2 separate regions of the Homo sapiens genome follow, and region 1 is linked to region 2. A link is a contact called in ENCODE Hi-C data. All regions are on one chromosome and are shown on one strand. The core of a region is the stretch at or near the end of the contact, and the rest is flanking DNA. Distances in the headings are between cores, read along the strand shown. Region 1 holds the start of CEBPA-DT (CEBPA divergent transcript). Region 2 overlaps ZNF507 (zinc finger protein 507).

Region 1 (5,558 bases), core at 997-3,496, 940 kb after region 2:
ACCAGGGGTATACATCCTCAGAGCTGACCCACGACCTAGCTTTCTGGTGTGACTCGGGGTGGGGGCTCCCACTGGTCACCTGGTGACCCCCATCGCAGTGAGTTCCGCCCCAAGGGGAAGCCCAGCCTATAGCAGGCTGGGGTGGGGTGTGTGCGGAGGGAGGTGGGAGAGGCGTGGAACTAGAGACCCTCCACCTTCATGTAGAACTAGGGGAACAACCTTAGGTTCCAAGCCCCAAGTCCCTATGTTTCCACCCCTTTCTAAGGACAGGCGTGGAGGAGCGGCTGGGGCTGGCGGGCTTGTCGGGATCTCAGCTCCCTGAGCCCTCCTCCTGCCACGGGCCTGCTCCCCTCCTTCTCTCATGGGGGTCTGCTGTAGCCTCGGGAAGGAGGCAGGAAACCTCCAAATAAAATGACAAGGCACGATTTGCTCCCCCTACTCAGTAGGCATTGGAGCGGTGAGTTTGCATTTCCAAGGCACAAGGTTATCCTAAATACTAGAGTTGCCGGGCTCCCAGCTCAGCCCCAAGAATTCTCCCCTCCTCGCAGGGAGAAGCCACCGCCTGGCCCCCTCATCTTAGACGCACCAAGTCCGGCGCAGAGGAAGGGAGGGGACACGCGGAGCAGGCCAGGCTTTCAGGAGGCACCGGAATCTCCTAGTCCTGGCTCGCACGGCTCGGGCAAGCCTCGAGATCCGGCGACCCCAAACCACTCCCTGGGTCCCCGCCGGAGGCTGGCCCAGGGCGGTCCCACAGCCGCGCGCCTCACGCGCAGTTGCCCATGGCCTTGACCAAGGAGCTCTCTGGCAGCTGGCGGAAGATGCCCCGCAGCGTGTCCAGTTCGCGGCTCAGCTGTTCCACCCGCTTGCGCAGGCGGTCATTGTCACTGGTCAGCTCCAGCACCTTCTGCTGCGTCTCCACGTTGCGCTGCTTGGCCTTGTCGCGGCTCTTGCGCACCGCGATGTTGTTGCGCTCGCGCCGCACCCGGTACTCGTTGCTGTTCTTGTCCACCGACTTCTTGGCCTTGCCCGCGCCGCTGCCGCCACTCGCGCGGAGGTCGGGGTGCGCGGCGCCCAGCCCCTTGAGCGCGCTGCCAGGGCCCGGCAGGCCGGCGGCACCGAGCGCGGGCGCGGGGTGCGGGCTGGGCACGGGCGTGGGCGGCGGCGTGGGGTGACCGGGCTGCAGGTGCATGGTGGTCTGGCCGCAGTGCGCGATCTGGAACTGCAGGTGCGGGGCGGCCAGGTGCGCGGGCGGCGGGTGCGGGTGCGGGTGCGAGGGCGGCGGCGGCGGCGGCGGCTGGTAAGGGAAGAGGCCGGCCAGCGCCAGCTGCTTGGCTTCATCCTCCTCGCGGGGCTCCTGCTTGATCACCAGCGGCCGCAGCGCCGGCGCCCCGACGCGCTCGTACAGGGGCTCCAGCCTGCCGTCCAGGTAGCCGGCGGCCGCGCAGCCGTAGCCGGGCGGGGGCCCGTGCGCTCCCCCGGGCATGACGGCGCCGCCGGGGCCCGCGGGCGCGCCCGGGTAGTCAAAGTCGCCGCCGCCGCCGCCGCCCGTGGGGCCCACGGCCGCCTTGGCCTTCTCCTGCTGCCGGCTGTGCTGGAACAGGTCGGCCAGGAACTCGTCGTTGAAGGCGGCCGGGTCGATGTAGGCGCTGATGTCGATGGACGTCTCGTGCTCGCAGATGCCGCCCAGCGGCTCCGGGGCGGCAGGTGGGGCGGGAGGCTGCGCGGGGCCCGCGCCCCGGGGAAAGCCGAAGGCGGCGCTGCTGGGCGCGTGCGGGGGGCTCTGCAGGTGGCTGCTCATCGGGGGCCGCGGCTCCGCCTCGTAGAAGTCGGCCGACTCCATGGGGGAGTTAGAGTTCTCCCGGCATGGCGAGCCTCGGCGGCCTCCAGCCTGCGCGGGGCGTCGCCGCCGCCCACCCGGAGACCCTGCTCGCCCGCGCCCGCGCACCTCCGGGTCGCGAATGGCCCGGCCCGCGCCGGCCCAGCTTTTATACCCGGCAGGCCGCGTCGCCCCCTAGAGTCCGAGGCGGCCTCTGTCCCCGGGCTGCGGCGGCGCGGCGCCTGCTGGGTCCTAGCGCGCGGCCGGCATGGGGCGGCGAACCAGCGCGGCACAGCGCCGCGCTCCCCAGGCAGGCCGCGGCGCAACGCCCACCGCCTCCAGCGCGCCCAGCAGAGCCGCGGCGCTCGCTCCAAGCTCCGCCCCCGGCCCGGCCGTCGCCCCCGCGCCCACGTGGTCGGTAGCGGGGGCCCCCTCCTCCTGCCTGCCCTAGGCGCCCGTATCCAGCCACGGCCGGGAGCCCAGGAGTATCCCGAGGCTGCACGGGGTAGGGGTGGGGGGCGGAGGGCGAGTCTTGGTCTTGAGCTGCTGGGGCGCGGATTCTCTTTCAAAGCCAGAACCAGGCCTGTCCCGGACCCGCGTCCCGGGGAGGCTGCAGCGCAGAGCAGCGGGGCTGGGGCCGGTGGGGGGCCGTTTGGGACGCGCGGAGAGGTCCTGAGCGCGGTGGCTCTGCGTCTCCTAGCTCTGATCTCCAGGCTACCCCTGTGATTCCGCGCAGAGGTACCTCTCGGAGGACGCCGGGGTCCCATGGGCGGCGCCGCGCAGGGCGCTAGGACCCCGCGGGGAGCGGAGGCGGCCTCGGCCCGGGAGCCTGGAGGACCTGGCCGGTCGATCCGCCCGGGCTGGAAAACTTTCTTTATAATTACTTCTCCAGGTCGGAGCGCGCGGCTTGCTAGGCGCGCGGGGCCGGCGCTGTTACCCGGCGTGGAGTCGCCGATTTTTTTTCCTGCGGGACCGCGGGGCCCCCCAGACTAGCGGAGCTGGACGCCGGGGCGAGCACGGGGAGGGGCGCACCGAGGGAGGAGACAAACTTAACTCTGGGGCCGGGATTCCGAGGCGGGGGCCGCAGCCCTCGAGGCCCGAAGCCACCGCTTCCTCCCCCGCCTCCCCATTCAGGTGGGCGCCAACGGCGGGAGCGAGGGTGTCCAGGCCGCCGGGCTGCCAGGTCCGAGCACGCACAGGGAGAACTCTGCCCAGTGGTTCGCCGGGCGCTGTAGTCCCCGGGATCCTAGGGACCGAGGCGGCCAGGCCCTGGGGCCCCTTGAGTGCGGCAGCTAATGCTCTCACCGCGGCGGGGGAAGGAGCTTGCCACCGAGACCCCCAGCCACGTGCGTCCCTCGCATTCTTTACCGGGGCCGGGGTGGCGGCTACGGACCGTCAGCTGGGCCCAGATGGAGTCTTGGGAGCCCTCAAGTGTCTCCTGTCCTTGCCCGCGCCGCCCCTCGCCACTGGCGCTGAGGCCTGACGCCGCCTGCGTCCCGGCTAGAGGCGCGCTTGCCTACAGGTGAGGGAAGACCCCCTTCACCGACAGTGGCCTTAGGCCTGGCAAGGCGCCACGACCCGCCCAGGAGCCCCGGAGGGGGCACAGCTAAAAACACCGCTGGAGAGCCCCGAGCTTCCACGACGATCGCAGTAAAGAAGCAGTTTCATCTGGGCAACGCACACTGCGCTTTAATCAAGTTCCTATTCAACATAGTCCCAGTGATTAATAGCCCAACTGCTTCGTTTTCGGTCCAGAGCTCATAAACAAGATATTTTTAGCTTGACGCTTTTGGACGGGAGGGAGTAAAAACCAGATACGTTAAATAAATATCCCGATGTGAGCCGGAGAGCTGCTTGCTGAGCCAAATGCAGGACCCATTCATATAGCATTCACCTGTGGAGGGAGACCTGGACGGAAATCAAAAAGCACCAAGAGCGATTTGCGTTTTTTTCTGCGGTGCTAAAACTAATGGCTTTTCCTACCTAGGAACAAAGAAACGCCACTGTACATGCACGGTTCCCGGCCTGTGGAGTTGTGGGAGGAAGGCGATGTCTGGCCTTTTTTGCACAGCTGCTGTTGCCTGCCCAGAGATCGGGAACTCTGCCCCGTAGGACTGGAAGAAACCTCAGTAATGGGAATAAGACTTTGTCCAATAGGGGGCTGATGAATGTGTGGGGGCGACAATGGCAAGGAGTGGGACTCCCGGCCCGGGGTTCGCCAACCCCAGGGGCCACAGGTCCTCCTACAATTGAACCAGAATTCACCCACCCGGGCCTGCCCTGTGCAGGGTGCCGAGAGCCCAGGGATGCATGAGAGGGTGGCTCCTGCCTCTGGGAACTGGGACAGTGGGAGAGACGGATAAGTTGTCACACAGAGGCTGCTGGGAGGAAGGAGGAGACAGAAGGAGTAGGGGATGGGACTTCATTCATTCATCAAATGCACACGAGGCACAAATGGGAATCAAGGGTGGATGTGCTGTGATGAAGAGAAGTCCTGCCCTGAACAAGGTGGCGCTGTGGAGGAGGCAGAGATCAGATTTGTCTGCGGAGGTGTTATGGACTGAACTGTGTCCCTGCCCCAAATTCCTATGTTGAAGGCCTAACCCCCATGTGACTGTATTTGGAGATAAGGCTTTTAGGAAGTCATTAAAGTGAGATGATGTCATATGGGTAGGGTCCTAATTTGATAGGATTGGTGGCCTTATCAGAAGAACAATGTCATGGGCATGCACAGAAAGGAGGTGGCCGTCTGCAAGCAGGGAAGAGGCCCCTCACCAGAACCTGAGGGTGCTGGCAGCTTGGCTTTGGCCTTGGGCATCCAGCCTCCAGAACCATGAGAAATAAATGTTTATGGTAGGTCTATGATGGCAGCCTGCTTGGACTGAACCGGCGGTGAGACAGGGCTTCATGCAGGAGCAGACCTTTGAGCTGGGCCTTGAAAGTTGAGCAGGAATTTGCTGGAAGGATAAGGGAGGAAGGCTCTTCTAGGAGGAGGGAATGGTAAGTGCAAAGGTGGAGAGCCTGCCAGTGCATGTGTTCTGGTAACAAAGAACGAGATGGTTGGCCGGCTGGAGAGTGGGGTGAGGGAGGGTGGGGCCTAGATAAGGCTGGATCCGCAGACAGGGCTGGGCTGATGGCCAAGGCCACTGCAGGTGAAGGGGGAACCCTTATCTCCCAGGCTTTTGACCTCCAGATTTTAGCAGGGGAGCTTCGTTGTCGGATTTGGGTTCCTGAGAATCTACTCTGGCCAAGACGGAGAGGGGGTGTTGACCAGATGGGAAAGGATGGAGACTTGTATTGCCCCAGTAATGAGCGGGCAGGGTAGATTAGAACAAGATGTCAGGACTTGGGGGCTGAATGCCAGGCTTCTGGCTGGGATTACCACCCCCTGACACATATAATGCCCAGGAAATTGGAGGCCCCTCTCCAAGCCCCCAGGAGGCCACTGGGGACTCATTCCAGGATACTCACCTGCCTGCTTTGTGGTTTTGGAGGGGAAGACCTTGGAGCAGTTGCGAAGATCCATCTACCATGTTCTGGTTTTTCCTTGGAAGCCTAAAAGTGTACCTCGGGATGAGGAGGAAATGGTTTTGAGGGCAAGTGGTAGGTCTCTGGCTAGGCCTGGCGGGGTTCTCAGAGGACAGGGGGTGTCTAGGGCCCTAGATAGAAGTGTCCTGCCCAAGCCCTAAAGCAGGAAATTAGCTGGGGAGTTGGGGTGAGACCCTGGGGTCGATGGAGGCAC
Region 2 (6,033 bases), core at 3,204-5,703:
TAAGCTTTCTTCCTGCCAAGAGACACACAGTTCTTCCTGCTCTGCCTTTTTCATGAGCTTCCATGCTTGCTTTGTTTCTGAATATAAAGCAGAGTGTGAATAGCCTGTGGACTGTATGCTGACAGACAAGTACATGAAGCGTTGAATATCTTCAAGAAATCGTTTTATATGATCAAGTCACTCAACTCGTGTTGACATAAGCTTACCCCAACTTGAATTACTCAGCCCTGTTGTTGCAGAGTGAGTTTAGTAACATGGCTACTTTTCGTTGGATCCATGTCTCCTGCGTTTCGGAGAGCTGCATATTCATGTCAGTCATAACCTTTGTCCCTGTAACCTGTCAGTTAACTAGAAAGAATTATACATTGCATAGCACTTAAAAATTTGCGGCCGCTTTTCCTTTCTTGTTGCGTTGGTAGCTGACGTTTAGTGGTAAACAAAGAAAATGCACTGGGTGAAAAGGCCTTAGGCTTTTTTTTTGTAGGGTGAGAGTGGGGGAGAGATCTCTTGCTCTGTTGCCCAGGCTGGTCTCCAGCTCCTGGCCTCCGGCAGTCCTCCCACCTCAGCCTCCCAGAGTACTAGGATTATGGGCATGAGCCACCACACCTAGCCAGGCTTTTTATATTGAGTTGGTTATATATGCTTCATAGCCACACTTTATAATATTGGAGTATAGTATTAAATTACAGCTTGTTGTCAAGTCAGTGTTTCTGTAAGACAGTATATCCAATATTGGTTAGAGTAACACCTATTTGGTGATACAGATCAACAGGGTGTCTCTGATTAATTTAGCTCCTACATAGCCAGAAGCAAGTTCATTATGACTTAGAATATTGTACATGGTTATGCAGGAATCATCCCAACCTATCTGTGTTTATAGGTCAGATGATGTTCAGTTTATATCTGCTGATAGTGTATATGCAGGAAAACCTATAAAACCACTTCAGACTTGTTAAAACAGTGAGAAAGCCGTGATTGAAATATTAATACAACTGTGTGGTATAAATTTTCATTTACAATGGAATGTAAATGCTGTCATTTGAATCTTGTCAAAGCCTGCTACTAAAACTCTGAAATACCTTGTCTAGGGAATAAGTCTTCAGTCCAGAAACAATATAGATGTGATGTGTGTGATTATACAAGTACAACATATGTTGGTGTCAGAAACCACAGGCGAATCCATAACTCTGATAAGCCGTACAGGTAAGTGTTATGATTCTAGAATTTTAATGTTTGTATTAAAATATTTTATATTAAAGAAATAAAATGAAATAAAAATGTATAGCACTTACTGAAACACAGGTTAAGAAGTAAGAAATTTTCACTAATTGGTTTTATATTTTGTTGTTTTATATATTTACTTATTTATTTTTTGAGTCAGTGTCTTGCTGTATTGCCCAGGCTGGAGTGCAGTGGTATGATCACAGCTCACTGCAGCCTCGAACTCCTGGCCTCAAGGGATCCTCCCACATCAGCCTCCCAAAGTGCTGGGATTGCAGGCGTGAGCCACTGCACCTGGCTGGTATTATGTCTTGTTTGATTTGTTAAGATGTGAACTTTAAGCTTGAATCTTAGGACAGTAGGCATTTTGTCTAGTTGATACATAGGAAATTGTCTTTATCTGTCAATTTTATGTTTTCATTTCATATGGGTATAAATTTCATAGCAATTTTCAATGCCTTAGAGTTCATTTCAGTAATTTGGCAGTAAGGTACTCAGTATTCAGCAAAAGATCCTTAAAACTTAAAGGCAATAAAATTTTCTATGAAAGAGTCCATTTTTCAAAATTAAGCTAGTATGTGTAGAATAAGTCATTTAATTTCATTACTTGATTTTTCCCAAAAGCAAATTCAGATATATATTTCAGAAAATATAGGCATTCTCAGTGATAGTGCTAGGCAATGCGCATGAACTTTCACCCCCTTGTCAAAACTTAGCAGGTTTAACTCTCTCCCCAGATTCTGTAGATATGATACAAGTGAGTGTGGGAAAGTTATTGTATTAATCTCAATGAAAACCTGACAGATTGTGCCATAAAAGGTCATTGTTTAATCCCAAAGTGTGGTGATCTGTGTATGGTTTCGAATATTTAATATGTGCTTAATTTGCAAACCAGCAGACTTACTTATAATCACTCTTCAGAAAGTACATCTGTTTGCAGAGTCTTAAAACTCTGTGGAAGGTGTTTGACCTTGCCTCAGTCCTCCTCAGTGTCTTCCTTCCTTCCTTCTTTCCTTCCTTCCTTCTTTTCTTCCTTCCTTCCTTTCCTTCCTTCCTTTCCTTCCTTTCCTTCCTTCCTTTCCTTTCTTCCTTTCCTTCCTTTCCTTTCCTTCCTTTCCTTTTCTTCCCTCCCTCCCTCTCTCCCTCCCTCCTTCCTTCCTTTCCTTCCTTCGTTTCCTTCCTTCCTTTCCTTTCTTCCTTTCCTTTCTTCCTTTCCTTCCTTCCTTTCCTTCCTTTCCTTTCCCTCCCCTCCCTCCCTCCCTCCCTCCTTCCTTCCTTCCTTCCTTCCTTTTTTTCTTTGACAGAGTCTCGCTCTGTCATCACCCAGGCTGGAGTGCAGTGGAGTGATCTCACCTCACGGCAACCTCCGCCTCCCGGGTTCAAGTGATTCTCATGCCTCAGCCTCCCAAGTAGCTGGGACCACAGGCATGTGCCATGATTAGCTAATTAGAGACGGGGTTTCGCCAGGTCTTGAACTCCTGGCCTCAAGTGTCCGCCCACCTTGGCCTCCCAAAGTGCTGGGATTACATGGTTACACCATGTCCAATCAGTCTATTTAATAGGTGGGACTGAGTATATTTACATTCGTGATTTATACTGGGAAATGTTTAGGAGAATGTGATGGAAACAGGGAACACTAGTTTACCTGATAGGAGGAGAAAGCTTTGCCTTTATATTTTTGGTATCCTTGAATTTAGACATACCGTGCCAGATTCATGTGATTTAAGTAAGAAGAAAATAACATTTCTCCGGGTCCAGAATTAGATTGTTCTTTCATTCATGGAGAAATATTTATTGAGCAAATATTATGCTTCAGGGGCCGTGCTAGATTCTTGGACTACAGTCATAACAAAACAGACGTCATCTTTGCTGTCATGGAACTTGTAGACAAACAATAAGCAAGTAAACCCTCAAATACTTAGGAAAAAGGTTAGCGATTCTAGTTCTGTTGAAGGTTTTACATCTGCTTTATTAGATCAGTCTTGCAGCTTAAAGATTCATTTTGATAGCTGTCAGTGTCTCAGGGATGTTTTCTTGTGTTCTTAAAATATTCACAGATTCATAGGATTCATTGCAGTTGTCCTAGGGTCTTCCTACCAACGGGCAACATCCCGTGAGCATCCTCTTTGTGTAACATCAGAGAACTCTCAGTCTGTTATTTTCCAAATTTATTCACACTCCACTTTGTCACTGGGTTTGGTGTGGTTATGCCTTAGATACAGTTTTGTCATATCTCCCTCTTTGTACTTATTATCAGTTTTTCCTCATAAGTCTTATTTTCTAATGTCATGGCTCTCCTTTTAACTTTCTTTAAATACTCACCATCCTTTGCCTTCATGGGATTTCTGGTCGCAGAGCATTACGGATTAACATGTTCTATTCCAGGATGTTTCTAGGACTTTCTCCTCGTTGTCCTATACTGTGTGCTTTAAGCGGAGCTGGTAGCGTAGCCTTTATAATGTCTGACTTAATTCAAGGATCACAGGAGTTTCTCTGGCTCATTTCATGTCTGCTTCATTCAGTTTCGTTGCCTGGTGCACTTATGGTCAGAGTTTGGGCTTGGTTTCTCAGAGTTCATGCCATATCCTATGCATTTCTGATTCCCTACATTTTGTTAAGAAACATGCTCACAGGCAGCAGTAATGAGTTCTTAAAGAGCTACAAGGCCTTGTTGCACAACTTCTAAACTTTGCACAAGGGCACAAAAGATTTATTGTTTATTTTAGTGTGCCTATTACATAACAAGTTTTCTGTAGTGGTGAAACCTGTTCCTTTCTCGTGCTTTTGCTTTTTATGCTGTCATTCCAGTCCTTCAATGACCCCATCCTTGTGGTCTGGGCAGTACGGCTTCATGGATCCCTGGTTCTGGGGGCAGATAGTCCTGGGATTGAATCTGAGCTCTCCCACTTGTGAGATTTGTGATCTTGCGCAAACTGTTTCACCTCTCTGTGCTGCTTTTGTCGTTAATAGAATGAGGATATTAAGGTTGTGAGGGTGAAATAAAATACCTAAGGTACCAGCACATAATAAACAGCCAGTAAGTGGTAGCTGGTAGTTACTGGGCCCAGCTTTTATCTTCTCAATAATTCATTATCTAACCAAAGAAAAGTACTAAAAGGCTGATGACCTCTAAACACTAGGGAAACAAAGAAGAATTAATTCTGTGCCAGGGTAGGCAGGCAGAGCTCATTTTACAAAAGAGATGCTGGGCCCAGGCAGAGTGCTGTCCCTGCTGAGGTCCCCATGCTATGTCTGGCTGCTCTGGAGTCACTCTAGTATCTTGGGAGCATCACAGGCCTGGACCACACAGTTTCTGTGCCCCACTGGGGACCTTGGGAATGTTATGCCATACTAAGCCTCTTTTCCCATACGAAACTCGGGAGAATACTTCCCCGCTCATAAGGCTTTGTGAAGATTAGGTGAGATTATATTTATGAAGTACCCAGCATGTTACTTGGTGCATTGAAGGGGCTTGTTCCCATTTTCTGCTCATGAAGTTGTCAGATTATCTCAGAAGCCCTGTTCTTACCCAGAAAAAAAGAGAGCTGTTTTCCATTCCTGTGGAAGGACAGGGAAAGATTAAAATGACATCATTCTATCCCAGTGCCTACCAATGCAGCTATTAATAACTTTGTTCTTACTCTGTGTAAACCATACACCAATTATAGTTATACCTGACATTTCTTTTTTTTTCTTTTTTAAATTTTATTTTTCCATAAGTTGTTGAGGTACAGGTGGTGTTTGGTTACATGAGTAAGTTCTTCAGTGGTAATTTGTGAGAACCTGGTGCATCCATCACCCGAGCAGTATACACAGCACCATATTTGTTGTCTTTTATCCCTCGCCCTCCTCCCACTCTTTCCCCCCAAGTCCCCAAAGCCATTTTATCATTCTTATGCCTTTGCGTCCTCATAGCTTAGCTCCCACGTATCAGTGAGAACATACGATGTTTGGTTTTCCATTCCTGAGTTACTTCACTTAGAATAATAGTCTCTAATCTCATCCAGGTCACTGCAAATGCTGTTAATTCATTCCTTTTTATGGCTGAGTAGTATTCAATCATATATATATATCTCCGAGTTCTTTATCCACTCGTTGATTGATGGGCATTTGGGTTGGTTCCACGATTTTGCTATTGTGAATTGTGCTGCTATAAACTTGCGCGTGCAAGCATCTTTTTCCAATAATGACTTCTTTTCCTGGGATTGCTGGATCAAATGGTAGTTCTACTTTTAGTTCTTTAAGGAATCTCTACACTGTTCCATAGTGGCTGTACTAGTTTGCATTCCCACCAACCGTGTAGAAGTGTTCCTTATCGCCACATCCACACCAACATCTACTGTTTATTGATTCTTTGATTATGGCCATTCTTACAGGAGTAAGGTGGTATCACACTGTGGTTTTGATTTGCATTTCCCTGATCATTAGTGATGTTGCATTTGATTTGCATTTCCCTGATCGTTAATGATTTTTTCATATGTTTGTTGGCCATTTGCGTATCTTCTTTTGAGAATTGTCTATTTATGTCCTTAGCCCACTTTTTGATGGGATTGATTGTTTTTTTCCTACTGATTTGTTTGAGTTCATTGTAGATTCTGGATATTAGTCCTTTGTCAGATGTATAGATTGTGAAGATTTTCACCCACTCTGGGTTGTCTGTGTACTCTGCTGACTGTTCCTTTTGCTTTGCCAAAGCTCTTTAATTAGATACAGCTATTTATCTTTGTTTTTATTGCAATTGCTTTTGGGGTTTTGGTCATGAAATCCTTGCCTACGCCAGTGTCTAGAAGGGTTTTTCCAATGTTATCTTCT

Evidence for each region. A loop is a pair of places that touch in the nucleus more often than their neighbours do. Pooled maps may share reads with other maps.
Region 1: a pooled map of gastrocnemius medialis shows a loop between it and region 2 (2.5-fold over the local background). The contact joins the promoter of CEBPA-DT here to the enhancer-like site in region 2. A Hi-C loop is called at or near these places in 2 of 168 maps with a recorded cell type or tissue (PC-9 and gastrocnemius medialis) and 1 of 50 pooled maps.

The regions. Positions count from the first base shown.
Region 1 is chr19:33,300,575-33,306,132 of GRCh38, forward strand. It overlaps CEBPA-DT (CEBPA divergent transcript), which reads left to right and starts at 2,247. Exons shown (of 1, transcript NR_026887.2): 1 at 2,247-4,483. It overlaps CEBPA (CCAAT enhancer binding protein alpha), which reads right to left and starts at 1,960. Exons shown (of 1, transcript NM_004364.5): 1 at 1-1,960. The coding sequence starts at 1,840. The coding sequence ends at 764. RefSeq lists silencers at 1,791-2,360, 2,441-2,700.
Region 2 is chr19:32,359,416-32,365,448 of GRCh38, forward strand. It overlaps ZNF507 (zinc finger protein 507), which reads left to right. Exons shown (of 7, transcript NM_001136156.2): 5 at 1,089-1,203. Among named protein-coding and RNA genes, the nearest start is that of ZNF507, 17 kb to the left of the region's middle. Within about 2 kb of position 4,454, at least 5 of the 41 ENCODE cell types and tissues checked have a DNase peak (open chromatin) inside an H3K27ac peak, as active enhancers do; they include PC-9, where a contact is called at or near this core.